Linked DNA regions of Mus musculus: region 1 is linked to region 2. A link is a loop called in an ENCODE intact Hi-C map of the cell type or tissue named here. Cell type or tissue: left cerebral cortex. All regions are shown on one strand. Links, peaks and the distances in the headings refer to the core of each region. The heading gives the core; the rest is flanking DNA.

The links. A loop is a pair of places that touch in the nucleus more often than their neighbours do. Peaks named below come from ENCODE experiments on the same cell type or tissue, not always from the same donor. Only the 100,000 strongest peaks of a DNase experiment are listed, where the experiment ranks them.
Region 1: a loop joins it to region 2, with 2.5 times the contacts of the local background. A loop is called at or near these places in 2 of 42 quality-filtered maps.

The regions. Positions count from the first base shown.
Region 1 is chr13:12,104,075-12,110,166 of GRCm38, reverse strand. It overlaps Ryr2 (ryanodine receptor 2, cardiac), which reads left to right and starts at 3,222. Exons shown (of 105, transcript NM_023868.2): 1 at 3,222-3,768. The coding sequence starts at 3,721. In left cerebral cortex, for the core only: CTCF peaks have their summits at 3,161 and 3,854; DNase peaks (open chromatin) are centred at 3,233, 3,676, 4,033, 4,672 and 1 more place; H3K4me3 peaks cover 2,800 bases; H3K27ac peaks cover 2,300 bases.
Region 2 is chr13:11,879,863-11,885,954 of GRCm38, reverse strand. It overlaps Ryr2 (ryanodine receptor 2, cardiac), which reads left to right. Exons shown (of 105, transcript NM_023868.2): 6 at 417-491; 7 at 2,832-2,910. Among named protein-coding and RNA genes, the nearest start is that of Ryr2, 220 kb to the left of the region's middle. In left cerebral cortex, for the core only: no CTCF peak of the experiment used is centred there; DNase peaks (open chromatin) are centred at 1,599, 2,017 and 3,343; H3K27ac peaks cover 193 bases.

The sequences.
Region 1 (6,092 bases), core at 399-5,398, 220 kb before region 2:
TCATTTTTGCATCTCTGTCATGATGCAGACCCAAAGATTCAGGACATGTCACCTGAGGCCTGACTTGTGGTCATGTTTCTGTGGAACTCTTGGCACACTGTCCTAGGGTGGGTGCACATAGGAAATTTAGAGAACCTTGAGCAACTGAGAGAGAAGTTAATATTTTGAGTTTATACCACTGGTAAATGGTAAATAGTAAGTCTAATGAATAATCCTATACATGTTCTAATGTTTTGTTTGTTAAGGATGCCTAGAGTCTTGGCAAGCTAATGGTGAATTATGTTGTGCCATTCGGAACTAGGTAACTGTAGAAAAACTCTTTAATAGAGCGATGAAATTTGGGTTCTGGGGAGATAGCTCAGCAGGCAGAGGTGCGAAGCCTGATGATTTGAGTTCCATCCATAGGACCCATGTGGAGAAAGGAGAAAATCAACTGTGACAAGCTGTCCTCTGGCTTTCACATGTGTGTCGTGTGTCATATGCACCCATACAGTACATACACAATGCATACATACATAATGCACACATAATGCATACATGCAAGCATGCACACATACCATACCTCCATCCATACATGTATACATGCATGAATACATACCATACATACGTGGGGAAAAGGTACATTTGACTTGGCATAGTGAAGTATGCCTGTAACTTCAGCATTCAGGAAGCAGAGGCGGCAAGTTTGAGGGCTACATGGATCACATAGCAATATTTGGTTCCCTAAACCAAACCAACTAAAGCCCAACAACAACAACAAAGGGAAATATGGTTATCCCCCTTTCCTGGAGGATACAGAATTAATCATAAAGGTGATTACTCATTTTGGATGGAGTATGTTAGAAAGATAATTCTTTAAAAGTTCGCACTGTAACAGAGATCTAGTCCAGAGTTGCTATCTATTTAATACACAAAGTACTTTGGCTGAGCTTCCTTATTGGTTACCCAGTGCAGAGTGGTTAGCCCTGAAACCACACACACACACACACACACACACACACACACACACACACACACAGTGCAGAGTGGTTAGCCCTGAAACCATACACACACACACACACACACACACACACACAGTGCAAAGTGGTTAGCCCTGAAACCACTCACATAAAAACCAAAAATGGACTGAGCAGATTGTATTTATATGTATTTGTGAATACACACATGCATACATTTACATATCAATAATAAGAGAAAAAAGCTATGAACTTGAGAGTGGGGAACGTGGGTGAGGTTTGAGGGAAGGTAGCTGGGAAGGGCTGGAAAGAGGAAAGGGAGGAGAGAAAGTGATATAATTATATTTCAATTAAAACATATTAATAATAAAATATGAAAAGGAGTCTAGTGAACTAAATCAACATTAAGAAAACATGTTTCAGCAGTATGCATAAGGATGGAATATGTGCAATACGAACCTAGGGACAAAGAAACATTTTCATAAAAGCTGAAAAACACAAGGTTGTGGATATTCATAATAACTCAAAATAGCCTCCCCCGCTCTGTTTTGTAAATGGTAGCTTTGTGCCTATGAAAATGTCCACTTGCTAATTCTGTGTAACTCAAATCTAGAGTTAAAGACTCCAGGCATAAAGTTTATATGCACATTATATTTGTCTTTCTAAAATAAACATATTTATGATGAAAAGTTCTGAAATCCTTCTTACTTACAGGGTTGTTTTTCTAATTTACCTTTTGGATGGCTTAACTACAATCCTCTAGTTTCTTCCTCTAGTGACAGAAGAGTCTGCCAAGTTTTCAGGTAAGATGATGGGGGTACCCTTCTACAATACGGATATCCCACTATAAAATGAGAATATTTAAGGACAGATATTTATTTTTCTTGGAAATAGACAAAAACTTTAACTTTGTAAGGACGAAAATAGGAAAGGTGGAAACAAAATGTAACCCACCTGAAAATTTCTGGGCAGTTTTAATGATGTACCAGATGCTGTAACATGTGTAGCAGAGATAAGTTAACGCAAAATTATTTATTGTATAACTCCTGACTATGAGTAGGTTGGGCATGTGGGAACGTTGCTTTCTCTATAATTTTTTTTCAGTGATATAAATGAAAACACTTAGAACTGAGAAAACATGTGTTGGATTTCTTGTCCCAGTTGCTTCCGACATTTTATTTCTTAGTCATAGTTACATACTACTTTTAAAAACATTTATTTATTTATGTGTATGACGGCTGTGTGTGGAGGCTGAGGAGAACTTGGAGTTCTTTCTTCCCACCATGTGGGTCCCTGGAATTGAACTCATCTAGTCAGGATTGGTGGCAAGTGCCTTCACCAGCTGAGCCGGCTAGCTGGCTTACAGCAGCTGTTTTTAAAATGGAGATTTGATGGCTTATGATTACATGGAGCATTGTGAGATTTGGATCCGGCATTTGTGGAGGAATGTTTAACTTTGCTCTCTCACGGCAGATCGCGGATACCACGGTGTGAGTTTAGCGCATTCAGTGATCGGACTGGTCCTTAGCACACCATACTTTATTGTAATTTCTTGCGCAGGTGCATTATGAATTTGTGTGTCTTGTATCACAATGCATGGCAAGATGCCTACTTTGTCGTTGAATGCTGGGATTGTTGTGCTGTCGTTGAGTACTTTTTAATATATACTTATTTTATCTATGCATATGTGCCTAATAAATGTATGTGCACGAAGTACCTTCAGGTGCCCATGGAGGCCAGAGGGCACTGGGTCTCCTGGAACCAGAGTGACAGGTGGTTGTGAGCTGTCTCGCGTGGGTGCTAGGAACCGAGGCGCATCCTCTACAAGATCAGTGAGTGCTCTTCTTCAGCCTTCTCTCTCACCCCTGTTGCTGAATAATTTGTTAAAACTCCTCGACCATCCACACCAGGCCCCTTGTGGTGAGAACTTAATCTGTGATGAGTCTGGTGCATGCTGACTCAATAACTAAGAAAACCACCTCTATCTCGTATGGAGGGAGTCGAAGTGTAAATATCGATCACACGTAGAGGCTCCCCATTCTGTGCACCGGGGGAGAAGGAGAGTTCCCCGTGCAATCCAAAAGGCCTTAGAAATGGGTGGCAAGTACTGTAGCAGGGCTCAGCGGGAAGCTGAGCTCCTTGGACTTGAGGTCAGGAAGGGCACAGGTGCAGGGGATGGCTGAGCGCTCTGGCACGCGCCAGTTGATTCCCCAAGCAGCCAGTAAGCGGCACTGTGCCCCGGCGCTGGCGGCCGGAGGAGCGGGCTGCGGATTACCTGCAGCAGCCGGGGCTGGCAGCTCCTCCCCGCCCGCCCCCAGCCCGCCCCCGCCGCTGCACTAGCCCGGCTCCGCGGGCTCCGGGCACTCGCTGGCGGGAGCCGGGGCCGAGCGCGCCGGGCAGTGGGGCCTCCTCCCTGCGTCCTCACGCCGGGCTGCCCTCCTCCCGCACCGTGCGGCGCAGGGAGGCCCCGCGCCTCGGCCGCCCCCGCGTGCCCGCCTCCGCCGCGCTGCAGGGGGACCGACCGCTGGGCTCTCGGCACCAGCAGCGCGGCCCCCCGGGTGCCTCGGGCTCCTGGCTGTGGCCGCCGCAGGGGCAGCGACCCGAGTAGCAGCCGTTGGAGCCCCTAGAACATCCTGGTTAGCAGTGACTAGAGCGTCCAGAGAAGCCGCAGCAGCAGCTTCAGCAGTAGCAGCAGCAGCATAAGTGGCCGCGGTCGTGGGGCTCCGCCGGGCTCCGGAGCCGGCCGGGCCAGGAGCGCGGAGCCATGGCTGATGCGGGCGAAGGCGAGGATGAGATCCAGTTCCTGAGAACTGTAAGTGCCACGTCGCGGCGCGCATCTCCCAGGGGAAGGGGTGCCTGGGAGCCCCCCGCAGGGTCCCCGTAGAGTGACAACCGGCTGCGGGGCCGCCTCTGGTCCGCCAGAGGCGCCCCAGGGATGCTGGAGGGGTCTGCATCACCACATGTGTGCAGGTGTGCGGGTCTGCCCGGGGAAGGGCAGGACGCGTGTCTGTGCGCGCATGTGGAAAACCAAGAGGACTCAGTGCGGTGACAGCGTGGCGAGCCAGCGGGAGGCACCCGGGCGGGCGCTACCCAGCTGCGGGAGCTGAATTGGCCAGGGACCTCTTCGACCGACTCAGGCTAGGGTGCAGGGCTGCGTGTTCCGTGGGGCGCGCTTAGCGTGGCGGCTCTGGCTTTCGCCGTCCCTGGGGCTTCAGGGCTGAGTCTGCGCGCCGTCACGGAGTGAAGACATCGCAATCCGAGTACTTGGCGGTGTCGATCATATAGTGACTGGCCAGGGCTGAGAAGGCTGCCCCCAGGGTGCCCCCAAGTCGAGCAGATACCAATGCCATGGAGGCTTGCTCCGGTGGTCCCCACGGTTCCCGGCATGGTGCCATGCTGGTTTTCGTGACGACAGCTTGCAGAGCGCATTGGAACCGTGTGTGTGTGTGTGTGTGTGTGTGTGTGTGTGTGTGTGTGTGTGTGCATGTGTGTGTGTGTGTGAGTGTGCGTTCCTGTGTGTTGTGTGTGTGTGTGCACGGACCGCATGAAAGAATTTACAGAGGCTGAGCATCATGAACATGTGTCGTTCTTTAAACGCTGGCTTGTTGAATACCGAGTGCAGCCAAGTGAGTGCCTGCAAGCAAGTGATGTTTGTCTGTGTGTTTCTGTGTGTGTGTGTGTGTGTGTGTGTGTGTGTGTGTGTGTGTGTGTACAAGGGGAGGGTGGCTGCTCGGGATTTCCACATAGTGTGGTAGGCAGGGAAAGATCGGCCTCACTCTAATAAGATTCCAAGTGCCACTTGGCGCTGCTGCCTTCCTTCCTGATTGTTCTACACTGCAGATACTTCCTAGCCGCTTGCTCACCTCCAAACCTTTGAGCCTGCTCAAGCGCCAAAGAAGTGCAAGAAGCCCCTATCACATCAGTCTGCTTAGCCTTTTCTGCATCGTCTCAGTCTTTCCTTCCTTACCTCTCCTCTTTTCCCAAGACTATCCCCCTGACAGGATTCCTTTCCACCCAAGACGGCATTTTCTGCTGGGATTTCTTCCTGGCAGCCTTCACGTTCCACTTCCAGGTACAGTCCCTTCCAGATTCACAGAAAACACCACACAGATGGGGAAAATTTGAAATACTAACTAGAGGATAACTTTTAGGTTATTTGCATAAAACCTGAATGGTGTTATTAGGAGCCATTCCCCTGCACACTTTACTTTTTCCTAGTATTTGGGAGGTGGGTCGTTTGCATTGCAGAGAGGCCTGTGAGTGCAGATCAGTGTGGACCACAGGTCTGAGCTGAGCAAGGCTGTCCCCATACATAGACAGCATCCTCACTAAGACATAGCTTATGAAGGTATCCGAAGCCTTCTAGCCATATTGTTTATTACGTTTCTTAGTGGACAATTGTCTAAAAGTTCTGTTTTGTTTTCAACAAGTCAAGCTGTAGCCTCAAAAGCCACGGAATGCGTTTTTCAGGCAGATTACAGTTTTAGCTGCTGTGTGGCTTTAAAATTCAGTTTGTACCACACTCTACAGGGTTAAAATTAGCCAGGAAATTTTGGCTGGTTTTGTGAGTTCAAGGGCTCCCTGCAGGCTTAAATGCTAAGCCTAGCTTATGGAGGTGCTGTTATCAGAATGTTTAATGGGGACTGAGGTACTGTGCCTGCCTGTAGGGTTTTTTTTTTTTTTTTCTTTCCACATATAAAGTCATGTTAACTCAGTGCCACTTAGCAGCTGCCTGTCAGCCAGAGCGACACCTTTGATAAGTGGGGCTTGGGTAAGGTCTGGCAGTCCTAGGCTGAGATTCTTCTTTTAATAAAACATTGGTAGGTTGTTGTACTGATGATAAATGACCTTGAAGGAGTAGCATTGTGAAGAAGGGTGTGTGTGTGTGTGTGTGTGTGTGTGTGTGTGTGTGTGCCATTCATATCTGAAAGGAAGGCTTCTTTTTCTGAGCTTGTGATTCTAAAACGATAATTCTCAAGTCTTTCTCCAGCTCCCCCGTCTGCTGCCCTGGGTCCTTCCCATTTTATTCTTTAACCTGAGTATGTTGATGGTTCAGTGATATTAATGAGGTTAGCAAAGGCAAGCGTGCCATCGCTTTATTATCTTCACCCCTCCCCACCCCCGGGGACAATTTTT
Region 2 (6,092 bases), core at 450-5,449:
CTTAAAATACTTGAGATCATGTGACCAATTTTGGGTTTTGCAAAAACTCATTTGTGGAAATAAAACTTCCCAGGCGATTGCTGAGCGTTGGGTAGTTATCAGGTCTCTAGATGCAATGGTAACCTGGTCTCCCTGTCCAATGGAGGCTGTGTATAACTGAAGCACAGGCGGTGACTGAGAAGACTGTGAGAGGTTATAGTTGTAATGTTTCCTCACCGAAGCCCAGTTCATCTTTCCAGATGTGGAAGAGATGCTTGCTCCATGGCTTGCTTCATAAATGTTTAAGGACTTGTTGGAGAGGGCTTTGCTTTTCCAATATCTTTGGGTCTTACTAAACTTTCCTGTAAAGACAGAGAATTTTATTGACTTTGTTGTTTGCTCATTCATGCTTTTCTTCTTCTCTCCCCCTTCCTCAGACTGCTCAAGGTGGAGGCCACCGGACACTCCTCTATGGACACGCCATATTGCTACGCCATTCCTACAGTGGTATGGTGAGTAGACATCTTTATTTCATCTCTTGTATGGCTACGCTGATCCAGGGTCAGGTAGACTGTCTAGAATTTTGATGATATCACTTCAGCCATGATAATAATGAGTTTGACTAGATTTAGTTTTAATATCCTTGTGCACTGTTCAGTTTTCTCATTCATAAGATGAAGGTTAGATTCAGGCATAACAGGTATGTTACCTATTTTTAATGCCTTTGATAGATTTTTAACACCTGTAATATATTTGATAGACAAATTTTAAGAGGAGGCAATTATAAAAGCCAAGTGTTAACTATTTTCCATTTCTAATTCTGTTTTAAATTATTAATGTATAAATACATTTAAATATCCACCTCTAAGGGAATCTGACACGCTTTTGTTGCCTCCAAGGTTACTTTTGTTCATGTTTACACACATATACATAATATAAAAAATAAAAATAAATCACAAAATACCTTTCTGGAAAGTAAGATACTTTTCTAAGCTGAGATAAAATACTACCTGAGGGAATCCTTGAAGCCTCTTGTCTGTGACATTGAAAGTTCATGCTTGGCAGTCAAGATGCAGATTGAGCCTCCAAGTCAAGTTGATGTGACAGCTCTAAGGTCCTGACTTCCACCTGCAGTGGCTGATTGTCAAACCCATTCCTTTATCTCCCTTTGTATACACATGAACACCCAGTTATCCAGATGTGCTATATTCTATAAGAGAAGTGATTCTCAACTTATAGGTTACAAATCCTTTGGGGGTTGAATGACTCCTTCATAGGGATTACGAATGACCATCAGGAAACACAGATATTTACATTATGATTCCTAAGAGTAGAGAAATTACAGTTATGAAATAGCACGTAAATAGTTTTATGGTCTCCACAACATGAGGGACTGTATTAAAGGTCTCAGAGTTAGGACGGTTGAGAACCTCTGCATAGGAGGATTGGTGTAGTGTTGGTACGAATCATCCATATCTTCAGAGGGGCCCAGCCTCACTCGATTCCCTCCCTTGTTTCTGGAGTTCCTCTGATGGCTCCTCTTCTTGCTGGCAGAGGACATGCTTCACACAGATGCTCTGGTATTTTAAGCTCATGCCACATTCATCTTAGAGTTCTCATTCATATGTCACTTAGCAAGGTGTTTGAAGTTGGGGGATGGCTGGCATGAAAATGATGTAAAATTTAAATCTAAGAATATGTACACTTGAGGCAACCCAAGGATGAGTAGATGAGACAATGCAGTTTTGATAGTCAGAGTTCCCTGAGAGAAATGTGTACATGTATATTCATGCAGTGCTCATTTTAACAGGATGAAGAACTGCACTCCCAAGTATATTCTGGGTGTATTTTTAAAAATGAAAACAAAAGTAGAAGATAAAAATGAGTTGTTTTCAGGTTTCTTTTAGGGACACTTTCTAATCAGATCATGTACATTTTCATAGGGCCATGGATATCACATAAAGGGAGAGAGATACAAACATATCCCCAGTCACTTGTCTCCTTGTATTGATGAGGTCATGTTTTAGAGTTTTGTGAAGGGCAAAGTACTGTGTTTCATTCATGCTGTTGCTCTGAAGGCTTGCTGTGCAAGTGCTGCTATGCCTCAGGTGTTGGAAGCTCTCAACTTGTCACTGGAGCATCAAGAAATCTGAGAAAAATGCTAATTAGAGATAGATGATAACACTTTGCGTGCTCAACCAGACACTATGTGACTGTACACATTATAAAATCACTTAATTTCAGTTATCAAATAAATAGCAGGTTTTGATGTGATATGCATGCACACATGTGCACACATGTGCACATATATTCACACATTCATTATGCTTTGTTCTCATTCATCTCTCTCATTACTGCCCATTCTCTGCCCTGGCTGGTCTTTCTTCCAAATAGTCTCCTCTGCTACTTTCCTGTCACCTGGATTCTGTTATCCTATTATTTCCCCTCTCTCCTTCATTGATACTTCCTCTACCCTTCTGACAGCCCTGCTTCTACTTCATACCCTCCAATATCACCCACCACCTTAGTAAGAATGACTATCATCAAGAAAGAAAAAACAAAACATGACAGCAAATGCTTGTGAGGTTGTGGGGAGACAGAAACCTTTATGTGCTGATTATAGTACTGTAAACTTACACAGCACTGTGGAAATCAGTGCGGGAGCTCCTCCAAAAAGCTAAAAGCAGAACAAGTATATGGCTCAGGTAGACCATGTATGGGTCTATGCCTTTAAGATTCTAGTCCATAGATCACAGATGTCTTTGTTCATCCATGTTTAGTGCTGCGTTAACCACTATAGTCTCAGCAGGACTATCAACATCTTGTGGTGATGCCTGATCTTGTGTTTTTAGTATCTTTGCTGTCTCTCCACCTCCCGGTCTTCCACTGACAAACTGGCCTTCGATGTTGGCCTTCAAGAGGATACCACAGGTGAGTACCATGTACTGTAATGAAACGTGCTTTGGAAACAAGCTGCCTAGATATGGTCAGAGACATATAAGATGGTTGCTTTTATAACAGTCAGGAAAATGATTTTCTCTGGCATTTTTGGTAGATTGAGAGTGTGTTTTTCCTCCTGCTTGATTGCTCTTGGGTTATTGGTGAGATTTAAAACTTTGACTTCATGTCTTTTCTTCTTATGGATTGAGAGAGGAAAACCCCGGTACATACCAAATGATGGGCTGGTTGTGTGAAGCTTGCTGATGTTCACGGAATACTGTGTAAAGTATCCCTTCCTGGCTTTTAATCACTCATCTTAAAATATCTTCAGGTATAAGATAGTGGTGTGCTTAATGTTAGCACTCAAACTCAAAAGCAGAACATGAAATTCTTTGCTGCTCTGCCTCAGGGCTCTGCTGTGCCACGTGTCCAAACAGACAGACACTTCTCTAGTTTGGAAAGATCTAAATATACATCCCTTTGCAAATCCCAAATACAAAAGCAGAAAGGTTTTGCATATTCTTGTTCTTTGTCATCTGCATCTTCTCCGTTGACTCGCTGTGCCCCATTAGACCATTTTGTCTTTTATGACGAGCAGGAAAAGGCATGGCTTCTAGAATGAAGCTTTTGTAAAAGAGCTAGAGATGTTACTCAGTGGTAGGGCCCTTGCCTACCATATGAGGAGCCCCTGGGTTCAATCCTCAATATCACAAGAATAAAATAAAAAAGTATGACATCAAGTAGAAAAAGGTATGGGAAGACAGAATCCAAGTTTTACTGTGCAGTTCTTCCATGGTAGAGACTAGACGGTCCACCCACTGCTCACCCAATTTGATCCCTTTTAAAAATACATTGTCAGTGTAGATATAGCTCAGTGATAGAGTGCAGATATGTGCAAGGTCCTGGATTCTCTCCCTAACACCACAAGACAACCCACGTAACACACATGTAACACACATGCACGAAGTTTTGGGTTTTCGCTACTGATAACAGTTTTATGACCTGAAAAGTTCAGCAAGGAAGAGGAAAGGAACTGAAACCTTTTCCTATGCACACGAAGCTTGACCAGAGCAGGCTCCATCCTGATGGATGTCACGCAGACAACAAAGCAGCCCATGTGTAAGGTAGCAAAGCAGCCCGAGTGTAAGGTAGCAAAGCAGCCCACGTGTAAGGTAGCACAGCCCGAGTGTAAGGTAGCAAAGCAGCCCGAGTGTAAGGTAGCAAAGCAGCCCGAGTGTAAGGTAGCAAAGCAGCCCGGGTGTAAGGTAGCAAAGCAGCCCGGGTGTAAGGTAGCAAAGCAGCCCAGGTGTAAGGTAGCAAAGCAGCCCAAGTGTAAGGTAGCAAAGCAGCCCGCGTGTAAGGTAGCAAAGCAGCCCACGTGTAAGGTAGACGTTTACATTCTCTATAATCAGGCATCAAAAGTGGGTTTTCTTACAACTAAATGTTCACAAAATAACAATGATGAAAATGAAAAAAATATAATGAACCAAGTCAGCTTTCAATAATTTTTATCATCCTGGGCATAAAAAGATAAAAATAATATTCAGATATATACTTTATTTTCTATATTTTTCAGTTCTGTATTTTTCTAGTTTCTCAGTTTTTTAAAACTTAATATATTTTAGCAAACAGTTAAAACAAATCTTGCCGGGCATGGTGGCGCATGCCTTTAATCCCAGCACTTGGGAGGCAGAGACAGGCGGATTTCTGAGTTCGAGGCCAGCCTGGTCTACAAAGTGAGTTCCAGGACAGCCAGGGAAGGCTACAGAGAAACCCTGTCTCAAAAAAACCAAAAAACAAACAAACAAACAAACAAACAAAAAAAAACCCCAAAAAACCAAAAAAAAAAAAAAAATCTTAAGTTTGAAGACCGGAACACATGCTCTAGAACATTTATTTTATATACTGAGCTGATTTTGTGATAGAATAGCACAGCCATCAGCCTCCCATCTGAGCTCTCCCATCTGAGTCCTCCTATCTGAGCCCTCCTCCACACCCAGAGTCCACCCCTGTCTCCTTAGCCTTTATTCTACCCTGCTTCCTCCCCATGCTCTGCTTTTATTGTGAGTTACTGAAGCACCATGGCATTTGTCCTTGGTTTTCTGTTTGTCTTCATCGTAATTAAACTCACGAGGCAGATGATTTTTTTTTCTTTTGTGTGGATGACTTTTCAATTACTGAGGCAGTGACTGAGAAAGAGTGGTTACACTGTCAAAGTTTGGGAGAATGAATTGAAGATGTGAATGGAAGTGCAGAATTCTCCCTGGTGATGTGCGGTTGGGATGGCTCGAGTGAGAACAGCTTCGGCCCAGGTTCTGCACAGACAACAGGAGTTGCTAGGATGCATCTCAGATGATTCTACTCATCCGTATAAAATCAGTCGCTGAGAGCTGCAGTGTGGTGGCAGGACCTGGGAAAACCCCAAGGAACAAAAGGCACTCATGTTCTGGCGTCAGGGAGATAGCTCAGAAAAAGGAATACTTAGAAATAATAATAAAGGGCTAGCGAGATGGCTTAGTGAGATGTCTGATCCCCAGATCCCACCTGGTACAGGGAAAGCATTGACTCTTGCAAGCTGTCCTCTGATACAGTCACGCACACATGATATGGTTTGTTGTACATACACACAAGTGAGTAAAAATGAAAAAATGCTCAAAACAAGGAACAACAGTGGAGCTTGGTAGGGGAAGAGAACGATGATTGGAGATGAAGGGACCATCAGAACACAACTGGCATTGTTAGAGACCACCATGGGCTAGGGACTTCACAGGGACTGTGGATAGGCCGCCCTGGCTGCTTCTGGTTGGGGTGATGGGACTAAGGAAAGCAGATGTATGTGTGCTTTTTGATGCTGTTTGACTTACCTTAGATGGATTTGTTTTAATGTATATCAGCTCTTATAGTACAGCTCTCCGTACTAAGAGTCCAGATTAATAGGAACTAATGCATTATATAAGGAAATAAAGCAAAGCAGAAAAGACATGGTCATGAGGCTTTTAAGATAGCAATCCTTTGTGTCATTTGTTTGAATCAACAAAAGAACACGTGCACTGCAACTACCCCAATAGAAAACATCAATTTCTTTTGATGAAAATCACATAACTGCATATTAATTTTTTAATAAGATTGTTTAGGGAATGAAATCACTCTGGCTAACTGGAACTTCTAGGCCT